Regions from separate parts of the Homo sapiens genome. Here region 2 is linked to region 1. A link is a contact called in ENCODE Hi-C data. All regions are on one chromosome and are shown on one strand. The core of a region is the stretch at or near the end of the contact, and the rest is flanking DNA. Distances in the headings are between cores, read along the strand shown.

Region 1 (5,364 bases), core at 796-3,295:
TGTGATACAATAATTATTTAATGGACAGACAACAAATGAAGAGAAAAATAGCTATTTGGCATCATGTTTAATTAGAATTTTGACGTTAAAAAATTCTGGATGCTATTCGCATTTAAGGTATTATATGATTTTTAAAACAAAATATTAGCCTCTGATAAAATCTGTTAAAATTGAAGTTAGGCTGGCTTTGGCAAATTGATATTTGTTGGATAATTGATAAATGCTTTGCTCATTAACTGGTCTTTGTTTAGCTAAAGGCAGTATAAACACATCAGGGAAAGATGTATTATTTAATCCTTTTGGGTTATTTTCTTCCTTCTGGGTCTTTTCTTATATTTTCTTTCTTCCGTGTTCCCCCTCTGTTTAATTTAACCCTGATTAACCCTGATTACACAAGCCCTAACAACTGGGAAAAAATATGGCCAATATGAAAAGTACTCAGAGGCAGAAATAATTAAAGGCGTGCATTACAAATAAAATCAAAAGGAATTAAGTTTATTTTTAGCTCAGACAACTGGAGGCTGAAAGTGGATTAAAAGTACTATTCAATTAAGTGATGTGTGTGTGTGTGTGTGTATTTAGGAGGGGTTGTTCATGATTACTCAATCTACAGAACAAGAAAGTGAAGACAGACTATTACTAGAGCAAATGTTACTAGTAATTAAGAAGTATTCTATTCTTTGGGGGATTTGAGAACGTCTTCCATTTCTAAGTTCTGCCGAATGTCATATTTTTTATGAGAATATGTTGGAGATTAATGAGAGCAGCCAATAAGGAGAGCAAATGAAAGTTAATAGAAGACAGAATCAAGTTGGTTTTACCAGAGTCTGTAGCTGACAGAGAGATGTTAATGCATTGAAATCATTGAGAATATTATATAGATAAGTTAAGAGCAACCACGGGACTTCTATGTCAAGATACCCCGTGTATAAGCTGGTAAGCACACTGCTTAATAACTGTCTGGTTTTGTACACAGTCCACAAAAATCTTGATTATTGACTTACTTACATTTTTCTTACCCTAATACACTATTTTACACACGTGCCTCAAAATTGTTATTTTTATCTGTGCCCTGATTGGTTACACATACATAGAGTTTCTCCCAATATTTAACTGCCTTTCTACTTCATCCATCCTCCAGTCACCTGCTCCGAGGTTACCAAGCCGGAATGCAGCAAGAGCGTCTGCAGCTGCTACAATTGGTAGAAGTGGCTTCGGCAGATGGTTGCTGAACAATGACCCACCAAGGACTACAGTTGTAGAAGGGAGAGGGGAGACGGGTATCATATTTCCTCCCTGAGATGTATAGTGAGTGGTAGTAATTGCAGTGAATCCAGCTCACTGTCTCAACAGCCTCTCACCTGCACCGTCTCCTCCCCTGTCTTATAACTGGACCAGCAGTTAAACAGCTGTATAGCCTTGTCTCCCTGTCTCATTTTCCCCTGAGCTCCATCAGCAAGAGTAGCAATAGCAGCTGGAGAAGCGGCAGCCAGAGATAGGCAGGGCTGGTGCTTGCAGCCGCGCAAATCGCCTCCTCCTCAACACACACACACACACACACACACACACACACACACACACACTGCACAGACTTCCAATATCAACGCGTCTTGACATAAATCAAGGACTAAGAGAGACTGAAGAAGAGCGTTAGTCATGGACAACAGGTATTTCATCTCTGACAAATTGTTTCCTTCAGCTGCTTACTGGTTTGGATGATAAAATAATCATTTGTGATAGCTAGCTTGAGTGGGAGTCTGGAGGACTGGGGGTGGACGCGATAGAGGAGCGGGGATGAAGTGGGAGGAGTGAGAGGTGGGGAAGGGGGACGCCAAAGATGACTTTCAGGCTCCGGAAACCTACGTCTTTCAGCCTCCGCTGTTTTTTAGTTGCAAATGATCAGAGACGGGTGAACTGCAGGCAGCCTGTGTTGCTGCCTGGAAGTAGATTTCCATCTTTCAGACACTAGTTCCAATGGGCCGGGTGTTCTGGAAGGGGGTGGCAGTGGGGAGGAGGATGCTGTGAGCAGAGTTCTTGAAGCTCCACTCCTCTGGGGAAGCCGAGCTGTGTGGGAGCCTTCTTACTGTGCCGGGAGCGTGTGAATTGGAAAGGATCCTGAGAACTGGCTAGTCCCAGTTCCTCTCCGGAAAAGCAGTGGCTCTCGCTTCAGAGATGCGCTCAGCTTTCGCCTGCATCACACTGCAGTAAGTTAAACTGGACATGGTTGGCAAATTGAGTGGCTTCTGGGTGTGTGGTGCGGGGGAAGGGAAGCTGGGAAGAAATGGGGAGGAAAGTTAGAGAAGCATAGCTTTGAATTCTCCATGAAATGTTAAATCGGTTCGTCTCCCTGACTCCTGTCCTAGTTATGCTATAGTAGGGGTGCTCTGTGATTTGCAGGCGGATGCCGCTTGTGTATTAGCTATGCAGAAAGTGCCCTGTCCATTGTGATTTTGGGCAACATAACTGATAAATGTTTTCTAAATTTAATTCCAAGAGTGGTCTCCTGAAAGTTACCAATGAGATAGCAGCTTGTCTTTTCAAAATGTAATTCATAAAGAGGCTGGCTTGGACTTTCAAATGCCCTAGTTAATTGTTACAAGTTCCAGTCCAGATTTATTCCTAATCTGTGAACTAAACAAGCAAGCAAGCAAACAAAAGTCTTCGATTTACCTTATTAAATTAAAATAAAACGTGAAGTAGGTCTCTAGATAACTGCTAGGCAACAGCCTAGGCCACACTGATGATATGATAAACATTCAAATACTCTTCAGTGGGTGCCACATGGAGGGTCCCCTCAGTTTCTTCCTGCTGCAATAATCTCCTCCACTTGCTGAACAGTCTCTTTCTTGTGATTTTAAAGTGGCGATTTTTACATAGATGGCTCTATACTTAGAAACCAAGCAGCATTGTGTTCACTGGCAGAAAATGAAGGCTTAAAACTTTTATAAAACAACTTCAACTGGTTGCTCAAATTGCAGATAACCAACTCTTTTAAAAACAGGTCAGCAAGGACCAGTCCATTGTAAAGCAAATGACCAAATAAACATGAATGCAAGCAGAATACTGAAGGTCTTTTCTAGAAAATAAATCAGAAATAATTAATGTTAAAAATGTTGGGGTACCTAACCAGGTCCTCTTGCATTGACCAGATTTTTACAGTGGTGGTGGGGCAGTGGGGGGTGGGGGGGGGTGGAAATCCCTCAAACAGAAAGCATATATTACACAAAAATGTTAGACTTAGTTGGAGGATCATTGGAGAAAACACTGTATTAGTACATTTTTCTCCAAGAAAAATTATTGACAAAACAGAAATTACCTAAAAGAGAATGTAAGATTTTAATCTGGATACGTCCATAGGCTAGCATATATTCCATAGGAGAAGAAGCTTCAAAATTTGTGAAATAACAATTGTGAAAAACAAAGTAATTCTGAAATCCTCTGTCTTTAGAAAATGGGTAACCAAGGACTACTCTTATCCTATAATTTCAGTTTTAAATTGTGCTACTCTTTCTCTAATCCACCAAATCTTCATGCTTTTACCAAAAATAAAACACGTCAAGAATGTCATTGGAATAGTCTTGGCTAATTTTCTACTCATCACGGGGATCTCCAGGTATAAAGGCTTACTTAATATTTTTTGGCATTGTTGGAGTGCCCAATTTGTTATAGGCGATCCATGCCACACACATACATAGTATCCCTGTGCATAAAGTCTACATGTGACCTTGTGAATCACTGAGTAAAATATAATGCAGGGAATATATTTGCTACAATAGTGCATACATGAGGGTGGTTAAAAATTTTTGACAGCAATGAGAAAGAAAACGAAAAGTCTATATGAAGAATAGAAGAATATGGTTGGAGCAAATTTGCAAGCAGTTCCCTAATACTCTAGAGTCAACTATTATTACCTGAAATCTTTATGTAGCTAAAGAGGAAGAAAATTAGGTTAAGAGCACTGATAAAAATTTGACAAAATTTTTTTAAATCTAGAAACTTATGTAGTTGGAGTTGAGCGGTGGCAATGCCTTTGCTTCATACTTTCTTGTCCTACTGGTAAGCAAAGCTCAAGTTATGACTGGGAAGATTATAAAAATCATTTGTGTAATAAAACAATTATTTAAATTGTTTTAACAATTTAAAACCATTGGTAAGTTTTGCTGGGATAGTGTCTGAACTAGTATCCTATGACTGATGCTTTTTCTTGCACACTATTGAAAGAACGGAGAGTTGTAGTCAGACAAGCCAGATGAAGATAGCTGCTGATCGCGAAATCTAATTCTGCCTACTGATAACGACTATGATGTGATCTATAGGCTTGAAATGACATTTCAAGATGATCCTCTCCTGGATGTTTCTTCTGGCTGCCTTCAGGAACAGAGCTGTATTTATATATGCACAATACTGTTGCAGTATTCTCTAAAGAGTAGTACCTCTAGCCGAGGAGCACTTGCCCAGAGCAAACTCCAGGAAAAATAGTGAAGAAGCCTATTCCTGTTGCCTCTCTTCCAGCAATAGCATTCTCTTTCTCTTGTAAAACACCAACGCAAATTCTGATCAAGTGAGTCACATATGTTATGTCCCAATACCATAGTCAATATCTTGGGTATTTACTATGAAGTAGGTTCAACTACTTGATAGCCCTGGATTATTTTCTCATGTGCTTTGTTCGTCACACAACGAATGAGTAGTAGTGGGCAGTTATTTTGAGTGCAGCAGTTGCACATACTGTGTCAAGAGCTTTACATATGCTCTCTCATTTACATATGCCCCTCACAGGAGGGAGACGGCATTTTCTCCCCTTTAGAAAAAACTCAAACTCAGGGGGAATAAACAAATTTCTGAAAGCAACGTATTTAGTGAATGCTGGGTTAGAATTTACCACTCGATGTGACTAACTCTAATTCTTAACTGCTTTGCTACTTAAAAAAAATTAAAATGGTACTCTACTATGGATCAGGGTGGGGTTGAGCATATTATTTTGTGGATGCCGTGGGTGGATAGTGCTTGAGAGATCTTCCTTCTCTGATGATACCCAAAATTGGATCCACCTAAACTGGAATCCACCTGCATTGACCCCAGATCCAAAGTTGGCACACTCACGATTCCAATTTCAGGCTTTGCTTTGGCTACCCAAACTCTGAAAATGAACATGGGGACATTTCCAGGAAGGAAATGGAAGATAATGCAGTTAATATGAGAGGAGAAAAGTTGGAAGATCTAAACACAGAGAGGTATAAAAAGAAAATAAGGGAATCATATAGTGGAAGGCTGGTCCAAAAATATGTCCACACTCTTTGTCCTGAGGGACACTAAATAACAAACTCTTTGGGGTGTGTGTGTAGGGTAGAGATCTTTAGTCAC
Region 2 (5,364 bases), core at 1,430-3,929, 110 kb before region 1:
AAATTTACTGCAACCTTATCAGCTTCTTACAAACTTTCTAGAGCAGAATTGAGACTAAATAAGTGTATTAGTCAGGTTTCTCTAAAGGGACAGAACTAATAGGATAGATCAATATATGAAGAGGAGTTTATTAGGAGAATTGACTCACACAGTCACAAGGTGAAGTACCACAATAGGCTGTCTGGACACCGAGGAGCCAGGATGCCAGTCCGACTCCCAAAACCTCAAAAGTAGGGAAGCTGACAGTGAAGTCTTAAGTCTGTGGCCTAAAGCCCGAGAGCCCCTGGCAAATCACTGGTGTAAGTCCAAGAGTCCAAAAGTTGAAGAACTTGCAGTCTGATATTTGATGGCAGGAAGCATCTAACCTGGTAGAAGATGGAGGCCAGAAGACTCATCCAGTCTACTACTTCTATATTCTTATGCCTGCTTTTATTACAGCTGCACTAGCAGCTAATCAGATTGTGCCCGCCCAGATTGAGGGTGAGTCTGCCTTTCCCAGTCCACTGACTCAAATGTTATGTCCTTTGGCAATACCCTCAGACACACCCAGGAACAATACTTTGCATCCTTTCGTCCAATCAGGTTGATACTCAATATTAACCATCACAATAAGTATCCATTATGTGTTTGCAGACAAGAGGCAAATGCAAATTTAGAACTCATGAATCTGTCATTCCTGTTCTCCCACGGTACAATTAATTAACATTAACACAAATCAATTTGTATGACACCGGCTGTTATCCTCACTTACTAATACAGGATATTCATTCTCTGAAAAGTTATCTTCCATTATTTTTTGGAGGTCTTGAGGGATTTGCATGTGTGATCATGAGCCATTTTCATCAGCCATCATGAAGTCGGCTGTTTTGTCTCCTCCTCTTTGACCCATTGCTTTCTTAATATTTGTCACCAGCAGTCATGTGTAGATACCGTGCCACTGTCTTCCAAACTCTCAACAAGACAGACTTCCATTTGTTACCCTTTAATAACATCACCAATCTCTGCCAACCTCCATGCCACTGCTGCTCTGGAAGTGTTGGGTGAAACATTTTGTGTAGACTCACTCTGTTGAGTAACATACAGAAAAAGAGGGAGGGCTCCTTCCTTTCTCCTGAATTATACCTCATGAAATAATAACACCTTGTATTCCAGTGTTCTGAAGATTTTTTAGAGAAGAGTTTGATAATTTATTCATGTTATTTAAATTCATGGCTACCTTTTTTTAAATTGAGGCATAAATCCATGAGGCCCTGAATGAGATACAAGTCTAGAGACTGTTCCATGCTTTTCTCATAATTACTCTACCCTTCTGATAATTGAGGCTTAGACGTGGTTCAAAAACAGATCTCTCTCCAAGGAGAGTCTTTTTACATCCCTTAGACACATACATATCTAGAGAACAATTCTCAACTGTTTTCTGGACTTGGAACACAACTGAGGATTCCCACACCTCCAAATTTCAGTAAGGAAACAGACATGGCAGCCAGGCAGTTTCAGATCTGTGTTCAGGTCTAATGGGAAATGTTTTGCAATTCAAGCATGATGATCCACCTGGCATTGCTGTGTGTTGTGACACTGTACAAAGGCAAAACAATTAGTGTGGTTTTTGCATCACAGATGTGGCAAGGGGCCTAGGGTACAGATATAGCAAATCCATCAAAATCATCAGGGATCCCAGCCAAAACCTCTTTCTTTCTCCTTTTTCCCATACCACCACTGATGATTCCAAGGAATTTCATATGCATATAAATGGAGAAAACACTAGTGTGAGCCTAAGGACTAGGAATGATGAGGAGTCTGTATTTCTGCAGGAAACGTTCTTTCAATGTGCACAGTGACTAAACTTTTCCATTGAAAAAATTTTCCACCCGGATAAATCTGCCACACTTTATGAGCAAATGCAAAACAGGATGATAGACACTGAACAGCCTAGAGACAGCCTGACCTGCCTTTTATTGCCTTCAAGGAGCCAATTTGAGCTCTGAGCAATGAAATGAGTCAGTGCTTGAGAAATGTAGAAACACCAGGTGAAACTTCAGAAGAGGTTTTTTGTTAAAATGCAAAAGGTTTTTTTTTTTTTTTTTTTTTTTTTGGTAAAATCAAAGTCTTATTCTTAGGAAAATTAATAGATACAGAACCACCCTGAGAGCAATTGTTTAATTCAAGGAGAATAAAAATCGTTAAGGAAAGCATAGACTGAAGAAAGACTTTACCATTTCTTAGACTTTGTTTGTAAAGAGGAACCAAAGGGAAGAATGAATATAACTGGAAACAAAAAGCATTGCTGTGAACAACTTACTTTAGCACAGAATTTCTATGTATTACTTTTAAATACTTAAAATTATAGTAAGATTTAAGAAAGTATCCACATAGCAATTACAACTACATGCGTCGCAATGTCTTTGCTGATTTTTATCACATGCAACAGTGCTGTAAGCTAATACTTCATGTCAGTGATGAGAGATTATAAGACAGCATTATTTACAGTAGGTATCATTGTATTTATTCGGATGTGCACAGAAGCTGGGACTCTTGTTGTAATTAAATAGAACTCCCACTAGGGGGGGCAAGAAAATAAAGCTCAAGGCCCTGTGTACAGGCACCTTTCCAACCAAAGGTACGCTAGATACCAGACGAAACTGCTCAGTATTTATTTATTTATTTTTCTTCCTGGTGAATCATTTGCAGCCTGCTTTTCACTGTGGGAAGTTTCTTTCAGATTTATTTTCTCTGGTTTTTCAGCAGCTTTCTTTGGTTGTAAATCCATGCTGTGGTTGAACAGCAAAGCAATATTCCAGCAAGCTCCAACAGGGATATATTTTTCTACAGGATTTTTAAAACCTCGCACACTCAGTTTCAGCACAGCCTTCCCCGGTTCCTTGCCAAAGGTAGCACTCTGGTAACTGAGCCTGAAGCTGATAGAGGGATAAAATTAGATGAGGAGGGACACACTGCTAAGGGAAGCTTTTGGAACTGCTTATTGACTCAGAAAGATAAACCGGGGAAGCAGGCAGGTCAGCACAATAGAATGTAATTAACAAATGCAATTAGCATCAGCGCATAAATCCCTCCCCCTTGACATTCTCCTTTGTATTGCCAAGGCAACCCAGGCAGCCTCCTCCTTTCCCACCTCCTCCATTCCAGCAACTCCAGGCTCCCCGCCCTTCTCACTCACTGACTTTGCCCTTGGAGTTAATTTTAAGTAGGTCGCACCTGGATTAACATGTGTGTGGGTGGAGAATGGGGAAGATGGAGGAGTGAAGGAAAGGTGAGGAGAGGGTTGACCTAGGTTTTGCAGTTGCAATTTTTATTTTTTGCTGGTTTACACTGTTTTTGGAATATAACCCATGCCAGTTTGGGAATATTTTATTACTATTTGTGACCATCAGCTGGTTTGAAAAATGCCTATCTTGTCATCTATCCAGTTTGCAAATGGATAGATGTACACTGAGGCACTTCACTCTGTGCTCTAAGTGTACATATTCTACACTTTGGTGTGTCATTTCAGCTAGTTTTTTGTCAGAGAAACAATGTTTCAAGTTAATTTTCAGAGCCACTAGTAGCCAGAAAAGAAATGAAAAGCACTAATATATATATAATTTATTATATTAATATTTAATGTTGAATATATCTATATAATATGTATATTTGTATATGGGCAGTAGTAATATCTGAGTGAGAGGTGCTGTTGAAGGCAAAAGTGGGTACTTTAATTTTTATTTAAATAGTTTTGTTTTTTATCATTTTAAACAAACACATGATGCTTTTTAAAAACACAAAACTAATCCAAAAATTAAAATAAAATGCCTTTAAAAATAAAGATATTATGATCAGTTGGGAAAAAAAGTTATAGAATATGAATGAAGCAAATAACTCCAATAACTACAGAAACCTTTATTGAATGTTTTCTGAATGCCAGGAAGTATTTAAGCACTTATTTGAGTCGCAAAAAAAAAAAAAAAAAAAGGAAATAAGTATTTTTATCCCATTTGTTTTTCCAGAGAAGGGAGCTGAAAAACAGATAATTTGTCCAATATTTCTTAGCAGTATAAACCACCATGTCATAATGCCTCTCATATTAAAAATTATATTACAATTTGCTCATGACATTATATTAGTTGTATATTCCTTTAAGAGAGAAATTACAGAGGAAAGGTAGGCAGCTTGATAACATTAAACATAATAAACCCTCATGTCAATGTGACTTTGGTGTCCTGAATAATCTTATGGATTTTGGAGTCAGCTAGAAGTGAGCTCACATCCAGGCTTGACCCCTTAGGCTTGGTAGGCTGCAATCTGAGCCTCAGTTTCCACATGTGAAAAATGATCTAGTAATAGGCATCTCTCTTCCCATGTGCCCACTTCCCTTTAGGACCTCATTTCACCCACACCCACCACCACCCTGATTTTAGATACTGTCTTCTTTTTGATGAGGAAGGAAAGACCTGATAAACTCATTCAGATAATACTTTAGTTTCATAATGCCTTCTCTAGAGTATTGGCACTAGTTAAAAAGATCCAACCAGGAGTAAAAATACTTATACCAAAGGCATGGTTTATTTATGAAATATTGTGCCTTCCCTAGAGTATTGACACTATTTAAAAAGATCCAACCAGAAGTTAAAATACTTATACCAAAGGCATGGTTTATTTATGAAATATTGTGGGGATGAGATCCTTAATGCAGCTACACCCTGATTTGTACTCTCTTAATTATTTGCATTTTCTATTTGTTCTGTGGTAAGCAGGTCCCAAAGTTAAAGGAAGCTGAGAGGCTGGAAAAAGAGAATGACAAGTCTAGTTTATGAGAAATAAACATTTAATAGAGACTTATGAATAGCAGCCATAGACTTGGGCAGCGGTGAGATACGACGATCTGCCTCACTATCCCCGAGACTCAGGGCTTATATACTATAGGGAAAGGGATATGTACAGCAATTGCTTAAGGGCTAAATTTATGGTACATACACTAACGTCAAAGTTGTTTTGACCTAAGGGCAGGAATTACAATAAGTAGTACATGCTGTTGCACGAGGAACAAGGGATAGAATAGAAATCTTAGAGGCATTCCTGGAACTGAGGTTAATCAGAAGTCAACATGGTGAGGCAGGGCAAGGTGGCTGACGCCTGTAATCCCAGCATCTTGGGAGGCCGAGGTGGGAGGATCACTTAAGCCCAGGAGTTTGAGACTAGCCTGGACAACACAGGGAGACCCAATCTCTAAAATATTAAAAAATAAGAAGAAGTCAGCATGGCAGATTAACATCCAAGATGGAGTTGCTTTAGCCTCCCCACTACCTAGGACTTAAATGTAGTTTTCCAAATTAGTCATATATGTATAGCACATGCAGAGATTTAGAAATG

Evidence for each region. A loop is a pair of places that touch in the nucleus more often than their neighbours do. Pooled maps may share reads with other maps.
Region 2: a loop to region 1 is called in a map of esophagus muscularis mucosa, with 2.3 times the contacts of the local background. The contact joins the enhancer-like site here to the promoter of DGKB in region 1. A Hi-C loop is called at or near these places in 1 of 168 maps with a recorded cell type or tissue (esophagus muscularis mucosa) and 1 of 50 pooled maps.

The regions. Positions count from the first base shown.
Region 1 is chr7:14,899,432-14,904,795 of GRCh38, reverse strand. DGKB (diacylglycerol kinase beta) reads left to right here and starts at 2,045. Exons shown (of 26, transcript NM_001350709.2): 1 at 2,045-2,204.
Region 2 is chr7:15,013,471-15,018,834 of GRCh38, reverse strand. No RefSeq gene overlaps it. Among named protein-coding and RNA genes, the nearest start is that of DGKB, 110 kb to the right of the region's middle. Within about 2 kb of position 2,679, at least 5 of the 41 ENCODE cell types and tissues checked have a DNase peak (open chromatin) inside an H3K27ac peak, as active enhancers do.